2 separate regions of the Homo sapiens genome follow, and region 1 is linked to region 2. A link is a contact called in ENCODE Hi-C or POLR2A ChIA-PET data. All regions are on one chromosome and are shown on one strand. The core of a region is the stretch at or near the end of the contact, and the rest is flanking DNA. Distances in the headings are between cores, read along the strand shown.

Region 1 (2,857 bases), core at 222-2,721, 1.7 Mb after region 2:
TCCCTCAGCCCCACAAAATACTTAAAAGGTAACTTAACTCTTTGTTCAGGGCTTAGTCCTTTGGATGTTAATCCGACTGGGCCAGTGCAACTAAATAATACATATCCTCCTCCTGAACCCCATCGGTCTCTCTGATTACTTACCAATACCATCACATTTCTGGGAGCTCATCCAGGATTGGAGATTTACTGTCTCCTTTGCCTGTGGGACTAGAGCCCCAGGGCCAGGGGAAACCCAGCATCCAAGGCATGCCATGAGGGAGCTTCACCCAGATGGAAACCAGCTCTCCCCTGATCCCAGTGCCCTGGCCACTAGTGTAATGGAACCAGGGATGGAGCTGCAGGATGATACCAGCACTTCATAAACCATGGTAAGGAGTAAGAGCCCAAGGCAGCAAAGCCCATCCCATAGGGACAAAGGGGAGCCTGATCACCTGTTGGGGACTGACAATTAATCAAAGCTAGAGCATCTGGGGACAGCAGGAATGGCCTGCCAACTTGGATGAACCTCATGTCCCCACTAACAAAATGAAAGTGGTTCATTGGAACTGAAAAAAAGGAGAAAATGGGCCGATAGAGTGGCAAGTGCAGCAAGGCAGAGCTTGCTGTCAGGGTGGCAAGAGTAGCTTGCTACTCCAACTGGGAGTGTGTGGGTGCATGTGAACCTGCCCAGGACACAAAAGAGGCTCATTTAGTCTGATGAGGAGTCCTGCGGTAGGAGTGGTGTGTGTATTTGTGTGAATGTGGGAGTCTAACTGCAGTCAACCAGGACAGAAGAGACTTGTTTCACCCAGTGAGGAGTCCTGGGGCAGGGGAGGTGTGTGAAAGTATGTTAAAGAGATGGTCTCAGGAGAGGCCAACATTGGCAATGATGTGGGGAGGCACAAGTCCTTTAGCACAGGCTGTGTGCTCTGAGGTGAGTGTGGGAAAATCAGACCTAGGACATTGCATACAGGTGATAGGACCAGATCTGCAGCCACAGCAGGCTCTAACAGGAGAATGCATGTTCCTGGCTAAGCAGCATCTGAAACTCCCATAATAGGACCCGGTCTGATGGACCAGAGAGTAAAAGTGACAGTGAAAGTGCGATGCAAGAGAGAAAATGGGAGAGCAAGTGTCAAAACCAACTCCTTTGGAGTGCATGATAAAGAATTTTGAAAAAGCGTTTAGAGATAATTATAGGATAAGACTGGATGTTCCAAAGTTAAGGATATACTGTGAATTAGACTAGCCTTCTTTCAATGTCAGATGGCTGGCTGAAGGCACTACAGAGAAATTGGTCGTGTTTTAAGGTGGTGACTAGGGTTGGAGGATAGCCAGGGCATTCAGACCTAGTCTTCATATAGACTCATGGCTAAATGAATGCAGCATTGCCTAGCAGCTTATTGTAGAATGCTCGCAGCTCACGTTGAGAGAAATCAGCTGCACTGGCAACTACAGAGTTAAAGGGAAAGTCACAGAGGCTTGTAGCACGCAGAGCCAAAAGTGAAAGTAAAAATCAGCTGCCCTGGAAGCTACGGAGACAAAAGAAAAGTCTCAAGAAAGAGAAAACCGGCTTTGCAAGAACTATAGGAGGGAACAGAGACCCCTCCTCCCTACATTCCAATCTACCCCCCTTTACCAAGGCTAACTGCCCCTAAGGAGCTAAATTCAAACAGATACATGCTCCTAGTCTCACTTGAGAAGGAGAAATCAGAGCTCGGGAAGTTGTGAAAGTTTCAAAAAGTCAGGCCATCTCAGTTCTGACCATGCCAATGTTATGCTCATGTCTCTTAAGAGGACAAGGGGACCCCCACTAGGACCCAGATGATGCAGTCCAGCTTCAACACCTACAAAGTGCCAAGAAGTACTTCTGCAAAGGCTAAATGATGGTAAAAGAAAAGGCAACCAATATAAAAAGCTCAGAGGTGCTCCAACATGGAGATAAAAGCATCAGCCAGTGTTATAAAAGATTTTTAACAGCTGGAACTAAGAAATAAAGTACAAGGAAGAAATTCTACAGCTCTTAAATGCCGTATGGGACCCAAAAGAGGTGGCAGTGATGCACTGAAAGGGGCACCAAAAAGCAAGAACACTAAAGGCCAAAGAAAATAGAAAGGCAGACAGGGCAAAGAAAGCTTCAATGACAACTCCACGTTCTAAAGAGAAAGACTTAGCTATGCCTCTCCTCCTGGAGATTCCCCTCCCAGAGATCCCAAGCTACACTCTAGATGAAAAGTTTTGGTTTGGTCAGGAAACAGGGAAATATATTAAAAGTGAACGGTGGCTGTTCTCTGATGGGAGGCTAGCTGCCCCAGAGACAATAGCCCCAGATTTGTAAAATAGTTCCACCAAAGAACACACATTAGAAGCATGATCCTAGAGACTTTGATAGGTTGACATTTCTATGTGTCACAGCTCTCTGCCATCATGCGTGCTGTCTGCAAACAACGTCTATCCTGTGCCTGAAATAATCCAAAACAAGGACCTACTTGGCCCCAGGAGTTCAGGAAACAGAAGCCAGGCCCTGTGAAAAACTGCTGATGGATTTCACAGAATTGCCCTGAAAGGGGGCTATCAGTACCTGTTGGTGTTCATTTGCACCTTTTCAGGATAAGTCGAGGCTTTCCTCACCTGGACAGTGAAGGCACTAGAAGTGACCAAGTTGTTGTTAAGAGACATTATTCCCAGATTTGGACTGCCTCTAACTATAAGATCAGAAAATGGACCAACATTTGTGGCTGAAATAGTTCAGAACTCAACTATTAAAAATAAAGTGGGAGAAGATGGCCGAATAGGAAGAACTCCAGTCTACAGCTCCCAGCATGAGCCATGCAGAAGACGGGTGATTTCTGCATTTCCATCTGAGGTAACGGGTT
Region 2 (2,735 bases), core at 136-2,635:
GGGACACCGCGCCTTTGCGTGCGTATGTCCTCAGTAGGTAAAGCCAGTTTCTCAGTAAAACAATGCCTGTTACCCTAGGTATTACTCCGACCCTTAAATAATATGCACCAGTCCGCAAGAGCAATTTTTACGCTCCTGTTGTAAAAGGGGAAAATGCGTTTTGAAGGAAGTGTTGGAAGGTGCTTTGCTCATTTTATCTTTCGCCATCGTTGTGGTTAGGGGGCAATGGTGCACCTAGGGTGGCGTTGGGGCTCCCCAACCGCCCGGCAGCTTTCAGACGCCCTTCCGAGACGTGGAGCGAAAGACTTAAGCGGGCCTGTGGGTGACATCAACTCATTTACATAGGAGGGCTATAAAGTAGCGCCTGCCCATCCCGTCCTGGCAACTCCGCGGTGGACACTGTGTAGACTAGATTTCACTCCCTTACGCGCCTGGCTTAGGTAAGCCCCAGGGCCCCTGCATCCTTACTCCTTCTACCCTCCCCTTCATGCCGCGCTTGCCCCTTCATTATTCGCGTCCCTGTGAAGACATCCCCTAAAGCCAAGCCGAGTGATTATCCCCGGGAAAGCTGCCTTGGGGAGGTGGGGATGCGAAACACCCTAGATGCTGGGTAATGCGGTGGGGAAATCGATGATTTAAGAACAAAGCAAATAAACCGGCGTTTATGTACTGCCGCTCGGAGGGTTCGTGTTAAAATTTCTTAGTGTGCCGAGGCGGGCGGATCACGAGGTCAGGAGATGAAGACCATCCCGGCTAAAACGGTGAAACCCCGTCTCTACTAAAAATACAAAAAATTAGCCGGGCGTAGTGGCGGGCGCCTGTAGTCCCAGCTACTTGGGAGGCTGAGGCAGGAGAATGGCGTGAACCCGGGAGGCGGAGCTTGCAGTGAGCCGAAATCCCGCCACTGCACTCCAGCCTGGGCGACAGAGCGAGTCTCCGTCTCAAAAAAAAAAAAAAAAAAAAAAAAAAAAAAAAAAAAAAAAAAAAAAAAAAAAAAAAATTTCTTAGTGTTTGCTCTCAAAGGTATTGTGCGTTGTCTTGGAGGCTGAGATGTGGGAACAGACAGATCCTTTGTTCTGAGGCTCACTCATCTCCCGAGCCCCGAGCCGTCTCCCAGCCTCAGACGGCTCTGCGGGCTGCATCTGTGCAGCCTGGCAGCGGCGGCGCTGCGCTGTGACATTTTCACAGCCCTTCTTGCAGAGGCATGTGTGCTAGGGATGCCGAAATGCCGAGAGCGCCGGCAGGACTAGCTTCCGGGCCGCGCTTTGTGTGCTGGGCTGCAGTGTGGCGCGGGCGAGGAAGCTGGTAGGGCGGTTGTCGCAAGCTCCAGCTGCAGCCTCCGCCTACGTGAGAAGACTAGAAAGCGGGCGCAGGACCAGGCCTGCGTTGTTTGCAGAGAGGCCGTGGCTACAAAATGGAAGTGCTTTTGCGACCTGGGCTCCATTTTAGGAATTCTTGCCCGATTTTAACCACTTGAACGCGGAAGTGGCTTTCCTATTCTCTTCCAAGCCAGCCTTTAATTTTAAACGCTGTAATTAACAGTTCACAGGGGTCAAATTCCTTTATTCCGGAACATTCCACTTTGAGAGGGATCTGTCCTCTTTGGTCCCCTGCGTTTTCAAATATTTGAGGAAAGGTGTCGCCTCTTTTTCTGTGGAAAGAGGAAGCTCATGAGCGCGAAACAGCAGGGGACGGAGGGCGAGAAGGGCTTTCTCAGGTTGCGGGTCGGAGGGCAGAAGCACAGTTCCCAGTACAGAGACCCGGACAGGTGGCTGTTTCTCACGCTCACTTTGGATTGCTCCCTACGGCTTCCTCCGCAGCCATGTCTGACAAACCTGGTATGGCTGAGATCGAGAAATTCGATAAGTCGAAACTGAAGAAGACAGAAACGCAAGAGAAGAATCCATTGTCTTCCAAAGAAAGTAAGCTCCGATCCTCCCCCATCTTTAGAAAGGCTGGAATGCGAGCGGGCGGTGGGAGGGCGGGAGACTGGGAGCTGCCACGGGAAGAATTCGGGAGGCAGGGGAGGGCGCTCAAGGAGCAGATAGTTGGTGAATGTGGCTTGCAAAGGTTAATTAAAAATCAGATAACTTTTAGTGCAGTAATCCCAACACTTCGGAAGACCAAGGCGGGGATCACCTGAGGTCAGGAGTTCGAAACCAGCCTGAGGAAACCTCGTCTCTACAAAAAATACAAAATTAACTTGGTTTGCTGGAGGGCGCCTGTAATCCCAGTTACTTGGGAGGCTGAGGCAGAAGCATTGCTTGAACCTGGGAGGGGAAGTTGCAGTGAGCCCAGATCCTGCCACTGCACTCTAGTATGGGTGACAGAGGGAGACTTCATCTCAACCAAAACAAAAACAAACAAAACAATAGGGCGATCCTTAAGGGGGAAGGTTGCATGAACACAGGGTTCATTAATTTAATAATGCAATATTTAATGCGCTATAATAATATACAAACACATTTATCACTGAAAATGTACGGCTATTTAATATACTCAATATACATTTTTTATTTGATTATGACATGCCTAGCTAGGTACACTTGCAGAACGTTTAGGATATGACAAGATGTTGCAAATGAAAGCCCCTTAATTCCATATTAGGCTGTACTGAAACCCCTTAATCATCCCATCCATATTAGGCTGTACTGAAACCCCTTAATCATCCCACTCCATCTTTTTCCTTTTCTGTTTTTTTCTGGTCGCAGCTATCGAACAGGAGAGGCAAGCAG

What was found. Hi-C counts contacts between places; a loop is a spot of excess contacts on that map. ChIA-PET counts read pairs that join two places held with the same protein, here RNA polymerase II (POLR2A). Pooled maps may share reads with other maps.
Region 1: a loop to region 2 is called in a map of naive thymus-derived CD4-positive, alpha-beta T cell, with 13 times the contacts of the local background. The contact joins the enhancer-like site here to the promoter of TMSB4Y in region 2. A Hi-C loop is called at or near these places in 2 of 168 maps with a recorded cell type or tissue (both naive thymus-derived CD4-positive, alpha-beta T cell) and 4 of 50 pooled maps. POLR2A ChIA-PET finds 5 or more read pairs at or near these places in 1 of 52 experiments (CD4-positive, alpha-beta T cell).

The regions. Positions count from the first base shown.
Region 1 is chrY:15,423,305-15,426,161 of GRCh38, forward strand. No RefSeq gene overlaps it. Among named protein-coding and RNA genes, the nearest start is that of NLGN4Y-AS1, 620 kb to the left of the region's middle. Within about 2 kb of position 1,472, at least 4 of the 41 ENCODE cell types and tissues checked have a DNase peak (open chromatin) inside an H3K27ac peak, as active enhancers do.
Region 2 is chrY:13,702,514-13,705,248 of GRCh38, forward strand. It overlaps TMSB4Y (thymosin beta 4 Y-linked), which reads left to right and starts at 1,386. Exons shown (of 2, transcript NM_004202.3): 1 at 1,386-1,922; 2 at 2,712-2,735. The coding sequence starts at 1,823.